2 separate regions of the Homo sapiens genome follow, and region 2 is linked to region 1. Evidence: chromatin contacts called from ENCODE Hi-C or POLR2A ChIA-PET data. All regions are on one chromosome and are shown on one strand. The core of a region is the stretch at or near the end of the contact, and the rest is flanking DNA. Distances in the headings are between cores, read along the strand shown.

What was found. Hi-C counts contacts between places; a loop is a spot of excess contacts on that map. ChIA-PET counts read pairs that join two places held with the same protein, here RNA polymerase II (POLR2A). Pooled maps may share reads with other maps.
Region 2: a loop to region 1 is called in a map of naive thymus-derived CD4-positive, alpha-beta T cell, with 6 times the contacts of the local background. The contact joins the promoter of LRP11 here to the promoter of ULBP3 in region 1. A Hi-C loop is called at or near these places in 1 of 168 maps with a recorded cell type or tissue (naive thymus-derived CD4-positive, alpha-beta T cell) and 8 of 50 pooled maps. POLR2A ChIA-PET finds 5 or more read pairs at or near these places in 2 of 52 experiments (K562 and T-cell).

Annotation. Positions count from the first base shown.
Region 1 is chr6:150,065,583-150,072,764 of GRCh38, reverse strand. It overlaps ULBP3 (UL16 binding protein 3), which reads left to right and starts at 3,644. Exons shown (of 5, transcript NM_024518.3): 1 at 3,644-3,786; 2 at 6,603-6,866; 3 at 7,092-7,182. The coding sequence starts at 3,699. It overlaps LOC124901428 (a long non-coding RNA gene), which reads left to right and starts at 2,492. Exons shown (of 2, transcript XR_007059809.1): 1 at 2,492-3,007; 2 at 3,115-3,337. RefSeq lists enhancers at 1,755-2,622, 3,820-3,899, 3,920-3,969.
Region 2 is chr6:149,859,853-149,867,034 of GRCh38, reverse strand. LRP11 (LDL receptor related protein 11) reads left to right here and starts at 2,676. Exons shown (of 7, transcript NM_032832.6): 1 at 2,676-3,627. The coding sequence starts at 3,015. RAET1E-LRP11 (RAET1E-LRP11 readthrough) reads left to right here. Exons shown (of 15, transcript NR_182438.1): 8 at 1,691-1,819; 9 at 2,038-2,150. RAET1E-AS1 (RAET1E antisense RNA 1) reads right to left here and starts at 3,537. Exons shown (of 2, transcript NR_045126.1): 1 at 2,653-3,537. RefSeq lists an enhancer at 2,365-2,865 and silencers at 2,522-2,971, 3,042-3,101, 3,242-3,351, 3,522-3,671.

The DNA of each region.
Region 1 (7,182 bases), core at 2,395-4,894:
TATTGTTCTTAGAAAGGACTCAGGGTTTGGCTTTAAATCAGGCTGCACGCTTTTCATCAGTCTCGCATCGCTCTCCCCATGCCAAGCTGGCTCTAGCTAGCAATGTCGCATTAAATCCCAGGGCAACCTTCAGGAACTTCCAGAAGCCTCCCCTCTCCTGACCCCCTGCAGTCCAAGACCCCCATATTTGCCCACACCCCTGCTTAGGGTCCAGCCCTAGAACTCACTGCCCCGCCCCAACCTGCCCTGGACCAGCCTGGCAGCAGGAGCAGAGGCTGGAGGCAAACACCCAACTTCGCGCCAGCACCTGTGCCACTGGGGACCAGGAGCCCAGGGTGTGACACACCCAGAGGAAGCAGAGAGCCGCTGCGTGAGTCACCCTGGCCCTCAAGGCTGTCACAGCTCCAGTAGCCCTGCCCCGCCCACTTGCAACTCCAGGCCATGGGGCAGGAAATGCTTGAATCCTTGCTACCTCTCAGACCCCAACCCTTCTTTTCTCCTCTTTCCTCCTGGCCCGGTTATCTTTTCCCATTTCCATTCCCACTTTCAGACTCGTTCTTTCTTTGCTTAAAAGGCAAGTATTTCAGCCATGCGCGGTGGCTCACGCCTGTAATACCAGCACTTTGGGAGGCCAAGGCGGGCGGATCATGAGATCAGGAGTTCGAGACCAGCCTAGCCAACATAGTGAAACCCCATCTCGACTAAAAATACAAAAAACTAGCCGGGCATGGTGGGGATGCCTGTAATCCTAGCCACTCAGGAGGCTGAGGCAGGAAAATCGCTTGAACCCGGGAGGCGGAGGTTGCAGCGAGCCTAGATCACACCACTGCACACCAGCCCGGGCGATAGTATGAGACAACGTCTCAAAAAAAAAAAAAGGCAAGAAAAAGACAAGATTTTCCTGGCCCTGGTGCACTCTAGGCTCAGTCAAACCAACTGAAGACAGCAGTTTGCTGTCCGTCATCACACTATGTTTTCTAGAAGATTCTATCCTGATGAAGCACCCCCCAGACTGGTTGAAAACCAAAGTTACTCTTCCTTGGAAAATCTTTGTGGACACCCAGGTGGAGATTCAAATTTCCAAGTTGGGGCCAGGCGAAGTGGCTCACGCCTGTAATCCCAACACTTTGGGAGGCCGAGGCAGGCAGATCACCTGAGGCCGGGAGTTCGAGATCAGCCTGGCCAACACGGTGAGACCCTGTCTCTATTAAAATTGCAAAAATTAGCCGGGGGTGGTGGCAGGTGCCTCTAATCCCAGCTACTCGGGAGGCTGAGGGAAGAGAATCGCTTGAACCCGGGTGGCAGAGATTGTAGTGAGCTGAGATCGTCCCATTGCACTCCAGTCTGGGCGACAGAGTGAGACTGTCTCAAAAACAAACAAACCGGAAAACAACAAATAAAACCCAACAACTAAAAAAGGCAAAAAAAAAAAAAAATTACCAACCTCGATGCTGCCACCTTCAGGCCGCTGGGGGTTACAACCTCCGCTCCAGCTCCCCTCTGAACCTGTGCTATTCTTCTGAGTCCCATTCACTCCCACAACTGTCTCATTCATTCACTGGTTCACTCAGCTTCCAACCACCCTTACATCACGTCAGGCTCACCAGGTGATGGAGAGAAAAATCATCCTCTGTGGGTCTGAAAAACATGCCTGAGTCTTGATGGTGGGTCTTGTTTTCATTTCCTCCCCATCACAGCGCCCCCAGGGCCATGAAGAGGCCATGGCCTGGGCTCAGAGATCCAGCTCTCCTCAGGGTGGGCCTGGCAGTTGCTGACTTCAGGGAGAGCTGGAGGCCTCACAACTGAAATAGGAGACCTGCCCTGGGTCCTTAGCATGTGCAAGGACAGGGTTCCTTGTAGAATCTGCTCATTTCATCTGTGTTCATAGCATTTGTCATTTTCCACATGCAGACATCCATTCCTAGAAAGCTGAAGAAGCTTGCACAGGAATATTCAGCCACAATATCAGCTGACTTCCATATCTGAATGCATGATCTCTAGATCCCGGCCATTACAATAACATTTGGGCCACTTCTATCCCCATCCTGGGCAGGCCTGAGTCTGTTGGCCAGATGCCTGCAGCAGGGGTGAGTCAGGAGGGCCCAGGTGTGCACAAAAGCCCCTCCTCCTGTCCTGCTTGGGGCTCTCCTGCCAGCCTCCTTCTACCTTCCTCCTGTTCCCCCAGTCACTGGCCCAGGTCACCTGGCCTCGGGGTGGTGCTGCCAGGGCCTTCCCAGAGGCCTCCTCCCAGGACTAACCTGGGCTCCTGCCCCCAGCCCTGTACATGGGAGGCTCTTCTCACACACAGATCCTGGGACCCGCCAAGCTCTGCCCCTCCCAAATCTGAGAACTGCCCACCCTTGTGTGTCTGTTGTCCTCCAAACTACCCTCCACATGGCCCCTCCTGCACAGGGGCTCTAGTGCATCAGGCCAGAATCTTCTAGGCTCCTGTGTCCCTGCTCAGTCACAGAGGTGGCTGCCCTCCCATGACTCTGTCCTGAAGCAGAAACAGGCCCTGGGCTTTGTCCAGGCCTCCTCCTCTTTCCCACAGCCTCAGGACCCTCGGGATTGATGATCACCAGGTGCAGGTGATCCCAACATGAAGACTGTACGGAGTGGGAGGTCTGTGCCGATTTTTCTCATTCAATAGGGAATGGGCTGAGTGGCTGGGGCCTGAGTGGCACTCAAGATCTCTGTCCACTCCTCATCCCAGGCTAAAGCCCTCCCTTGCGGCCAAGGGCCACTGGGCCCATCACCTCCCTCTGGCTTCTGCCCACAGATCTAGATGTTTCCATGGTGACTGAGACGAGGATACACTCGGGTTGCCGCTTTGAGGATGGCTGCAGTCACCATCCAGGGACAGGGCAGAGATGCGCGTGCAGCCATGGATTTGCGTGTAGCTGGCCACAGATGGGTGTACAGCAAAGTGAGCCCCACGCATGCGTAGACCCTCCCTCGGCTTCTGCTCTCCATGGAAACACAATTGATCATTTGATCACTGATCACGGTAGGCCACTAGGGCTTTCTTTTCTTTCTTTTTTTTCCCAGAAGTCATAAAGGGATATAGAATATACTTTATTCTATATATATTCTATATATTCCTCATGCTTTTAGTGGAGAGGCAAAGAAGGTCTGCTCCGGACTGGGAAGCAGCTGCGCCCTGGACGGAGAGGGGCGGGGACTCCTTGGCGCAGGCTGAAGGAGGGCAGGTGTCGCTGGCGGAGGCAGTGACGGGGGGACACAGCCGCCACTGGATATCCCTGTGCAAGTTTCTTCGCTTTCCTGTGCATCAGTGCTTACATTGGGGTAATAATAAATGGTGTGTTAAAAAATTAAATGAGGCGGTCAAGAAGGAATCGTGTCCTGGCCCGCGCGGAGCCTGGGGTGGAGGGTAAGGGTTGGCCAGAGGGGGCCGCTGTCAGGCCACGAGCCCGGGGCGGGACGAAGCGGAGCCACAGCAGGCATAGGCTCCCCGGGTCCCAGCCTGGGGTGGGGCGGGGAAGGGCGGGACGGGGCGGGATAGGGCGGAGCATCCCTCCAAACGTGGGCAGGCGTAGGCTCCCCTGGATCCCGGGGCGGGACGGGACCGGACGGGGCCGAGCACACTCAATCACTAGCTGGCATGCGAGGGCCGAAGTGATTCATACGCTGGTCTCCACATCGACTGCGCCTTGTGTCCCGGGCGCTCCTGGTCTACAATGGCAGCGGCCGCCAGCCCCGCGATCCTTCCGCGCCTCGCGATTCTTCCGTACCTGCTATTCGACTGGTCCGGGACGGGGCGGGCCGGTGAGTTCGGGGATGGAGCCTAAGCGGGGCGGGGGCCAAACCTGGGGGGCTGTGGACTGCAGCGGGTTTCAGAGGAGGGAAGCCTTCTAGAAGGACCGGCGCGATCTCCCCGGACTGCCCCCACGCTCAGTTCCGATTCGCTGCTCTTTTTCGCCAGGTCCGCTTCCTGCGGCTGCTGCTTGCCCTGCAGAGCAGGAGGGGGGTCAAAGAAGGCGAAAAAAGAACCGCAGGAGGGTGGAGGGGCCAAAAAGCTGCAGAGGGCGAGGTGGGGAGGGGATCCCTGGTGCAACCCCGCAGCCCCACTCGTCCTCGGGAAGGAGAAACCAGAGCCCCCGGAACCCGAGCTGGGGTCAAGACATGGGTGACGCCAGCGTCATATAGAATAGTCACTAAGCAGACAGGAGTCAGCAAACCCTTTCTAGAAAGGAAAGGCTGAAGGCACTTTGGTCCTTGCTGGCCGTGAGTTCTCTGTCTCTGTGTCAAGTCCCGTCCCTTTGTAGAGCAACAGCAGGCAATGGCAACCTGCAAGTAAAAGAGAAACCTGAAATGGACCCTGTCCTAGGTTGCAGACTCCAGATGAGGGCACATGCTGTGTCCTGGCAATTGCTGCCCCATCCCCTAGGGTGTCATCTCTAAGTTGTGTAAGTTGAAGAGTCACAAGTGTGTCCTACCCTGCCTGTGGCTTCTGGGAGGTGTGGATGTGATGAATGTGAGGGGGAGTCCCATGGTTCGGGGCCTACTGCTCCCCTCCTTTGTTGCTGAGTAGCATTAACGGTCCCCAGGGGCCATTCAGGGACCCTCCCTGAAGCCTCAGGTGTGACCTGAGGGTGGGGGGGTGTAGCCATGTGGTGTCCTGGGGATCAGAGCCAACTGCTTGTGCAGCTTCTTGGTTCCCTGTGGCCCTGCTCCTGCCCATCCCAGGAGACCCACCTGTGTCTTCTCACTGTGGGGCCTATCTTCCTAATGACCTAAAGGGTGAGGAGCACACCCTGTGATGGGCAGCTCTGAGGCTGTGTGGTCACTGCCCTCCCATAGCTGGAGGCCCATCTCCACAGGGGCCCAGGACCACAGCAGGAGCCACTTTTAAATGAGGGGATTTCACTGCTGTGAGTGGCACAGCTTTGCTTCTGAGCACTAGGGGACCCTGTTGGATTCTGTGGTTGGGAATAGCCATGAAATCCACATAGCACCTTTTCCAACCACACATGCTTCTGGGATCTTAGGGAGTCCAGGGTCAAATAGCTGTAGTGGCAGGTCCAGCCACACCCCTCATCACAGAGTGTGTATGGCTGCATCCCAGCTATAAGAGCAGAGTTGAGTAGTGACAGGGGAGGTCATATGACCAGCACAAACTATAATAGTTACTACATTAACTACAAACACTATCCATTCCCGGTAGAAATCCAGGAAATGTGAAATTACCATTGAATGGGTCTATGAACCCAGCACATCCCTCTAAGCTGGACCTGACACAGAAGTCCATCTGTTACTTTGCCCCAAATGCACCTCATGAGTAACAGGGGAGCAAGTTAATGCTTCACATCCCTGGGAAGAGCTCGGATCACACACTGTGTCCACTAGGAGTGTCTGAGTATTTGCTGTTTCATGGTGTACAGTTACCAGAGTGACTACCCATCTGGCTCTGTGGGGGAGGCTGAAGGAGTCATTGCAATTGCTGTGGGGTTGAAGGAGCCCACCAGGGGCTCTGGGCTCTCCTTCTAGTAATGGACTCTGCGTCTGAGATGTGGCTCAGTTCTCAAAGCTGGGCGAGGGAGCTCAGTTATTTCCCGGGGTGACAACTTTCAGCCTCCTGGTCATCCATCCTTGCATTTTGTCTTTGTGGTAATTATTTAAATCTAGTAGTATCCGGGTGGAGTCTCCATCTCTTTTGGATCTTGGACCCTTTTGTTCTATGAGCCATGGGCATAGCTTTGTAAGACTGAGGACCCCAGCTAGCATTGTGACTTCTCTAATTATTTCCATCATTGCACCCTCCTTCCTGCTGACAGTTGACGGCCTCCACTTGAGATCTCTTATTTCAGGATTTTCCATCCCCATTACTACTGGGAGCCCATTTCAGGAAGAGCATCTCCTACCCCTGACCCTGGGCTTCAGCAACAGGCATCCCTGAGCTTCTTGACAGTCTGCTGCCTTCTCCTGGGGCCTTCTTTATATGCTAGGTAAACAGGAGTCTTCCAGGCTTCCCTTGAGCACAGAGGGTGAACATTGTTCTGGATTTTCATACTGCAGTCACTCTGGCATGGGCACTTCTCTTAGTATTTTGTTCCTTCCTGTACAACCTGCCACGTAAGACCTGGGTTTTCTGTTTCATGCGGTGTGGGTCATTCCTTTTTCCAAGGTTCCAAGGGCAACCTACTAGCAGCTGACCACATTCCAGGGAACTTACCATGTCTTGTTACCCATAATAAATGAACTCATCCTTATCCAATGTTAACTACATCGTACCCACTGCACCACGCTCCAACATCCTCAGGGTGCCCTCCCACACTCTCCCGCCTCTTGCAGTCCACCTGGGCTGCTCCTGCAGATCCTGCCATCTAAGTCCTTCTTCCTGTAGTGGGCCTGCCACCTCCCTGGCAGGGTCCTGTGCTGACGGATGTGAGTATAGGCCTGGGCAGAGTGGGGAGATAGACATGTTAGCGACCCATGGTTCCTCCACAGGCAGAGACCACCGTCCAGGAAGAGAAATCCATGCTCTGCCAGCCCAGCCCTTCAGGAAACCCTCTTGCTGTCACAGTGTTTGGGGTCTTTCCCCCACCCCAACACTCTCTGGTGTTTTTTTTTTTTTTCCTTAGACGCTCACTCTCTCTGGTATAACTTCACCATCATTCATTTGCCCAGACATGGGCAACAGTGGTGTGAGGTCCAGAGCCAGGTGGATCAGAAGAATTTTCTCTCCTATGACTGTGGCAGTGACAAGGTCTTATCTATGGGTCACCTAGAAGAGCAGCTGTATGCCACAGATGCCTGGGGAAAACAACTGGAAATGCTGAGAGAGGTGGGGCAGAGGCTCAGACTGGAACTGGCTGACACTGAGCTGGAGGATTTCACACCCAGTGGTGAGTGAAAGAGACCAAGGACAGAAGGGAGCAGACTGTGGGCTCAGGGGCTGTTCTGTGTGTGGGGAGAAGAAATTAGACATGGGACCTCCATGAAGCCCAGCAGCAAGGGCAGGACTTGGAGGAGACAACAGGACCAGATGAGAATGGTCTCAGCATAGGAGGATGTGGGACAGGGAAGAGAATTTGTAAACACCAGGGCTGATCTCTTTCTGATTGGGGCAGGACCCCTCACGCTGCAGGTCAGGATGTCTTGTGAGTGTGAAGCCGATGGATACATCCGTGGATCTTGGCAGTTCAGCTTCGATGGACGGAA
Region 2 (7,182 bases), core at 1,427-3,926, 200 kb after region 1:
CTATACCCACTTAAAATACACAATTTGATGAACTTTGATCAATGTATTCACCAGTGAAACCATCACCACAATCAAGGTAATGAACACACCTATCACCTGCAAAAGTTTTCATGTGCTTCTCTGTAATCCCTTCCCTTCCTACTCAAACTCATGCCTCTTGTCACAAGGTTTCTCCACTCTGGCTGTTGGGAACGAACTATTGCCTGGCCAATGCAAGCTCAGAAGTTTTTCTGCCAGCTTTTTTCTAGTGGTTGCCTCTCTGTCTTGGGAAGTTTCCTCACATGCATGTACCTGGTCGAACTTCTGCTGAAGACTCAGAGGAACCCTGCACAGATCTCCAGAGCTCCCTCCTTCCGTTGCACTCTCTCCTCTCTGGTACTCTAGCCACCCTGGCCTCCCTGAATTCTCAGCTCTATTTTCCAACTCAGAGTCTCTTTTGGTTCGCCTGTCTGCATTGCGGCTTGGAAACCCTCTCCAGGCAGTAAGCTGGAGCAAGCAGCATGTTCACTTCCTTTGTCTCCCTTCTCTTGGGCCCTGCATTGCCTGTTGCCCAATGTCTGAAAACCATTGTTCCATACATTTTTTTCACAGATTTTTCATTTCAGGTCACAGAGTAAGTCCAGTCCTTGTTGCTCCCTCCTGGCTGAAGCAGATGTCAACACTTATTTTTAAAAAATAGAAAATCATTTACAACAAGCTCATTGCAAAAAAAAAATTCAACAAAGTCTTATAAATTATAAAAGTCAGTATTTCCCCTTCAGTACTTGCAACTCACAGCCCAGAAATAACCACTGCTCACGGTAAACACAACATTAAATAATTTCCACTTCTCCCAAAAAGACCTATTGTAAAGTTGCAGATGCAGGAAAATCTTTGATGGTGCTGGAGGGATTTAGAAATGAATGCCCCTGAGAAATGCTGTCCTCTCCCCTGTCCACTTCCCTACCACGGAACATGTGAGCTAGGGCTCACTCTATACTGACTTCTCTTTCACGGTCCCAAAGGCAGGAGTGAGGTGGTCAAAGTCTCTGTGAAGGCACATAAAATCATGTATGTGAAAGTGTTTGGCAAACTTTGAAATCATGTACAATTCTTAGTTAATATTATATATTATCATGTTATTTTTAATATTAATAACTTATATAACAACTAGTCCTTGGAGGGTTTGATGATACCCTCAGTCAGCATTTTCATCACTAGTGAAAGTTTCTCCTCATAACAATCCTGCTCAAGCTCTCCAAGGTCTATGGCAAAAAATAAAAATAAAAAATAAAAAGCATTATGTTGCTTCAAGGTCATCTTACAATGACTGCAGTTGTGTGGGATGAGTATGCCATATGAGGAAGAATCTCCAGGCCGAAGTGGTACAGTCCAGACACAGCCTTTAGAGCTAAGAGGCCATTTCTTTTAGCCTCAAAAATCACTCAAATATACCCCTGCAAAAACTTTATAATTTCTCCCTTTGATGGAATGGCAAGTAACATTGAGCTTTTTTCTTTCTTTTCTATTGCTACCTTTTAATTTTACCTCCTACTCTGATCTGGATCTGCAAGCAATGGGTTCCTAAATGTCAACTCTGGAGATAATAAACACATAGCAGAGACTGATATTTTCCCACCAATTATTTATTCTTTCAATCCTAAAAAATACAGACACTTAACAGTGTTCTATTTACAATGTGCGCATCCAGGCAAAAATTTCCGGACAGGCTAAAAAGCAAGAAAATGCGATCCACAATCAGGAGAAAAATGAATCAACAGAAACTGATTCAGAAACAAACAAGATGCAGATGCTGCTCACAGAAGTCTAGAACGCCAAGGTGAAGCCCCCACTGGGTTGGACATTTTCTTATTCCTTATGTCATTTAAAGCACAACTCCCGAGATTTTACGTGATATAACCGCTAGAGGCCTCTCTGTCACAGGCTGTATTACTCCCAGGTCCCCATGTTGGCTGTGTTCAGATTTTTTGTTATATTTGTGGAAATCTGAGTGCATGTGACGACTGCTATTTATGGGTTTTGTTTTTATTTTTAAAGACAGGGTCTTGTTCTGTCCCCCAGGCTGGAGTACAGTGGTGTGATCACAGCTCATTGCAGTCTCGAACTCCTGGGTCCAAGCCATCCTCCCAACTCAGCCTCAGGACTTACAGGCGAGTACCACCTCACCAGGCTTGATTTTTGTGTTTTTAAACAGACTGAACATCTTTCAGTACTTCCCATCCCCACCCCTCCCGGCCCTGACTCCGCCACCCCAACCCCGCCCCACTTTGTACTACCCAAGCACATCTTGGGAACATGATGCGGAAAGTCAGGGACGCTGGAGGTGAAGGACTGATGACGCGCTACGGTGGTCCTAGGTGCGCGTGCCCCCTCTCTGGAGTAGTCCCGGGGGTCACGAGGATTTGAAGACAGGCCCTCCCTTCCCACTGCCCCCATTCCCCCGAATGCCAAGCCCCTGTGGGCAGGCGCCCTGGGCAGGTGTGGTTGGTTGCTAAAGCCTGCTGGGCCCAGACATGAACCCTGCCCTAGCTGGGCAGCGGCGCGGGAGCAAAGTTGTTCTGAGGCTGCCCTCCCCGGGGCCTGCTCTCCCAGCCCTGGAGGAGCCGGCGCGAGACGCGCGGGGGCGGGGCCGCGCGGGGGGGCGGGGCTCACCAAGGCTCCACCCCGCCGCGGCCACTGTTCGCACACACCTGGTGCTGATCAACGCCGAGGCCGACTCGTCGCCACCCAGCGCGCCGCAGGCCGGGGCGGAGAGGCGCAGGGCGCTGGGCAGTCTCCGGCGAGGGCAAGGAGCGGTGCCCGGCTGGGCCGGCTATGTCTCCCGCTACTGCGGTTCCCGCCGGCGCCCGCGACCTCGGGGGAGCAGCCGGGTTCGGGGGCGCCGCGCTGTGAGGCCGGGGCCTAGAGCCAGCCGCGGCCGCGCAGGAGGGGCCCAGGGCCCGCGCTCGCCCGCGTCCCCGCCTTCCTCCCGCGCTCAGCCCCGCCTCGGCTCGCTGCCCTTGGCTCTCGTCGCCATGGCCTCCGTCGCCCAGGAGAGCGCGGGCTCGCAGCGCCGGCTACCGCCGCGTCACGGGGCGCTGCGCGGGCTGCTACTGCTCTGCCTGTGGCTGCCAAGCGGCCGTGCGGCCTTGCCGCCCGCGGCGCCGCTGTCCGAACTGCACGCGCAGCTGTCGGGCGTGGAGCAGCTGCTGGAGGAGTTCCGCCGGCAACTGCAGCAGGAGCGGCCTCAGGAGGAGCTGGAGCTGGAGCTGCGCGCGGGCGGCGGCCCCCAGGAGGACTGCCCGGGCCCGGGCAGCGGCGGCTACAGCGCAATGCCTGACGCCATCATCCGCACCAAGGACTCCCTGGCGGCGGGTGCCAGCTTCCTGCGGGCGCCGGCGGCCGTGCGGGGCTGGCGGCAATGCGTGGCGGCCTGCTGCTCCGAGCCGCGCTGCTCCGTGGCCGTGGTGGAGCTGCCCCGGCGCCCCGCGCCCCCGGCAGCCGTGCTCGGCTGCTACCTCTTCAACTGCACGGCGCGCGGCCGCAACGTCTGCAAGTTCGCGCTGCACAGCGGCTACAGCAGCTACAGCCTCAGCCGCGCGCCGGACGGCGCCGCCCTGGCCACCGCGCGCGCCTCGCCCCGGCAGGGTAAGCGCGCGACTGAGGGGCCGGCCTTGGCCAGAGCGCTCGAGACCCGCAGCGCCCTCGCCAAGTTGGAAGCGAAACACACTCGTGCCAAGTTATTTTAGCCGCGGGCACCCAGAAGAGTTTCTGGCATGGGTTTCTCTGTCTTAGGGAAGAGGAAGCCCAGTAGTTTGGCAGAAGCGGGCGGGCGGGCGCGGTGACGTGCTACTGGAATTTTTCTAGGCTTGAAGAGAAAGGCTGATCTGAGAGGATTCGTGGAAATATGACTTAAAAGGGGAGAAATGCTGAGAGAAAAAAGTTTGTTTTAGTCTCATGGGTTGTATAAGGCATGGTTTGTGTTAAGTAATTGCAAGAGCAAAATCTAATTAGATGCCGGGCTTCTCGTAACACCCACTCCTTTTTCTTGACGTGGCTCTCCTGACTTTGCCTGCGGTGGCTTTCATCATACAAAAATGGGAGGAAAACTTCTGGTCCCTTTTATAAAAAGTGAAAAGAGGGGACTTGATTTTCGTTGAAAATAAGAAACTTTAAGGCCGGGCGTGGTGGCTTATGCCTGTAATCCCAGCACTTTGGGAGGCCGAGGAGGGCGGATCACCTGAGGTCAGGAGTTTGAGACCTGCCTGACCAATGTGATGAAACCCCATCTCTACTAAAAATACAAAAATTAGCCAGAGCTGGTGGCATGCGCCTGTAATCCCAGCTATTCGGGAGGCTGAGGCAGGAGAATCGCTTGAACCTAGGAGGCGGAGGTTGCAGTGAGCCGAGATCGCGCCATTGCACTCCAGCCTGGGCAACAAGAGCGAAACTCCATCTTAAAAAAAAAAAAAAAAAAAGGAAAAGAAAATAGGAAACTTTAAAGCGTGTTTCTTAAGGACTAAAAATGATGCTGATTCGACGGTTTGACTTTTTGTAGATGCTCTGAATGAGAGAATCAGGACACATACAGGAGGCACAAAAATGGTAGTGGTTGGACATGAATGTCACGGAGGGAATAAGAGACCTTGATTGTGCCCACGTGTGGTCAGGCTCCGTGTGTTTAATCATGCCCTGTTGCTGTTTGATTTATAATAGCACGAATGATATCAGCAAGATGGGGGCGGAGCTCAGCCCCTTTGGAAGTGTGGATTCTCCAAAACCTGTGGATCCATTGAAAGAGTCTGGAAATCTGTGTCCATCACATCCTGCCTCCCTCCCCACCTCTACCTTAGATGAGGCTCAGAATCCTTGTCAGGGGAGCAGATATCAAAGGGTCACCCTGCGACTGCTTGGCCTTGAGGCAAACACTGGGAAGGACTCCATAGCTTTCCTTCTGAAGTGGAGGCAGGCAGCACTTTCACTTGGACCCCCCATCAGCATCTCTGAGGCCCACCACGGCTGTTGCACACACATCCTCTCTGCCCAAACACAGACCAAAATATCCCAGCAGCAAAGAAACAAAGTCTTTTCTCTGTGTTCTCACTACTTACCTGGAAGAAACTGACATTGCCAAAGTGAGCTTTCCTATAAACCCAGAGGAAACCTTTGAAAAGGAAAATAAACAAGGAAAGAATATGCCATAGAACAAAAATTTTAAAGTTTAGATTACTTGGAGACGCCAGGCACGGTGGCTCATAACTAACCCCAGGACTTTGGGAGGCCAAGGCGGGTGAATCACTTGAGGCCAAGAGTTAGAGACCAGCCTGGCCAACATGACAAAACCCGTCTTTGCTAAAAAGAAATAAACACAAAAATTATCCTGGCATGGTGGCGCCTGTCTATGATCCCAGCTCCTCGGGCGGCTGAGGCAGGAGAATCGCTTGAACTGTGGTGGTGGAGGTCGCAGTGAGTACAGATTGCGCCACTGCACTCCAGCCTGGGCAACAGAGGGAGACACTGCCTCAGAAACAGAAACAAAAACTTCAGGTTACTATGAGAAGTTTCTGGGTTGTTTTTCCTCTTGCTTGCTTCGTTGCCCTTCCTTTCCCCAGGGGAGTTTGTCTAGGAATTGTTTTGTAGATGTTTGGGATGAAAATAGGCGAGCGCGGTGCTGGTCCTCATTTCTGGGAGAACACTGCTGTGCTCAGACTTCCTGAGGTCCCAGCAACATGGAAACGCGGAAGGTGCGGCTCAGGTTCCTGTAGAGGCTCATTTGTTCTCTCTGCGTGGAGGTCAAAAATTGTTCCCCAGTGTCCTGTGTGTCCCCTGCTCAGATGCTTGACAGGTTGAAGTTGTTTATGCTTCAGAGACTAAGTTTTTCCTTCTTGAATTGTTCGTTTTTGGGTTGTGAGCATGTGAAAATGGTTTAGAAGAGCCCTTGGAGAGGAGCTGTGACTGGATCCATCTGAGGTGGATGAAAGCACCATGAAGAAATGGTGATGGGATAGCACGAACTTACAGCAGGACACACCAGCCCTGTTTTCATGCCCACATTTGTTGACTTTGGTGTTAGGTGCTGTCCTCAGCCCTTTGCACGCATGAACTCACTCTGTCCTCACAACAACACAAAGGCCTAGGTTCTGTTATAATCCCTAGTGTATACAAGGCTTGGCAAGCGAAAGTAACCTGCCCAAGGGTCACACAGCATGGGGTTGTGGAGCCTGAACTCCTATGCTTTCTCCAGCAGCACCAGCAGAAGCTGAGAAAGGGATCACTAGGCTGGGACTGCGAGGGTAGAGGTAGGGAAGGCGGGAGGATGCAGGAATGAGTGAGAGATGCTGGAGAGAGGTGTCTTGTAGTGACTGAGCCTGCCTGCTAGAATCTGTAGAACAGAGGAGGGTGCTTGAAGTTCTGGGGCCTGGCGTCTCCACAAACAAGTCCCTGCTCATGCCCCCAGGACTTGGTGTCTGCTTGTCCTCCATCCCAGGCTGTCGTGAGGTTCAAGGGGGGACATGCTTTGTGAGTTAGGAAGGTGGCACGCATGTACATGATACTGTTCTAGGAACCTGGTTGGGTCATGCCCATGACTAGAGGGTTGGGGGACTGGATGTCATGATAAAAAGTGAAGAACAGCAGGAGGGAGGGAGGGAGGGAGGAGAGGTAGAAGCTAGAGCTGCTAGGATTCCAGAAGAGCAGGGAATATAACCTCCAAGGACTCAAGGACGATAACCTTTATGTGGTTTTTGCTGGATATTCAGCCTGAAGTCCAGTATCTCGGGGAAGAATTTGGGAAGTGGGCCCCTTGCCTTGTGTGTCAGGGAAAATCAAAGCTATTAGGCAGAGGTCTGCTCTCCTCTCTGCAGACCCACCTGCTGCCACCCCCAGCCTTTCCCTGTCTCCGCCAAGTGCAAACAAAAGAGTTGACCTTCCCATTCAAGGTTAATCCCTCTGCAGATGCTTGACCACTCTCCCTCTCCAAGGGCCTTACTTTCTCACATTCTTATCTTCTCCCTTTTGTGTTATAAACAATTATATTTAATAAATAATAGTAAGATAACTGGTTGGCAGTGTCAGGGAAAGTACATTTAGACCTACAACTCTGACCATACACAAATTCCAGATGGATTAAAGAATTAAATTTTTTTTAAATTAAGCCATAGATTACTCCATACATAAAAAAACTTAAAGGAAGTAAACTTCCAT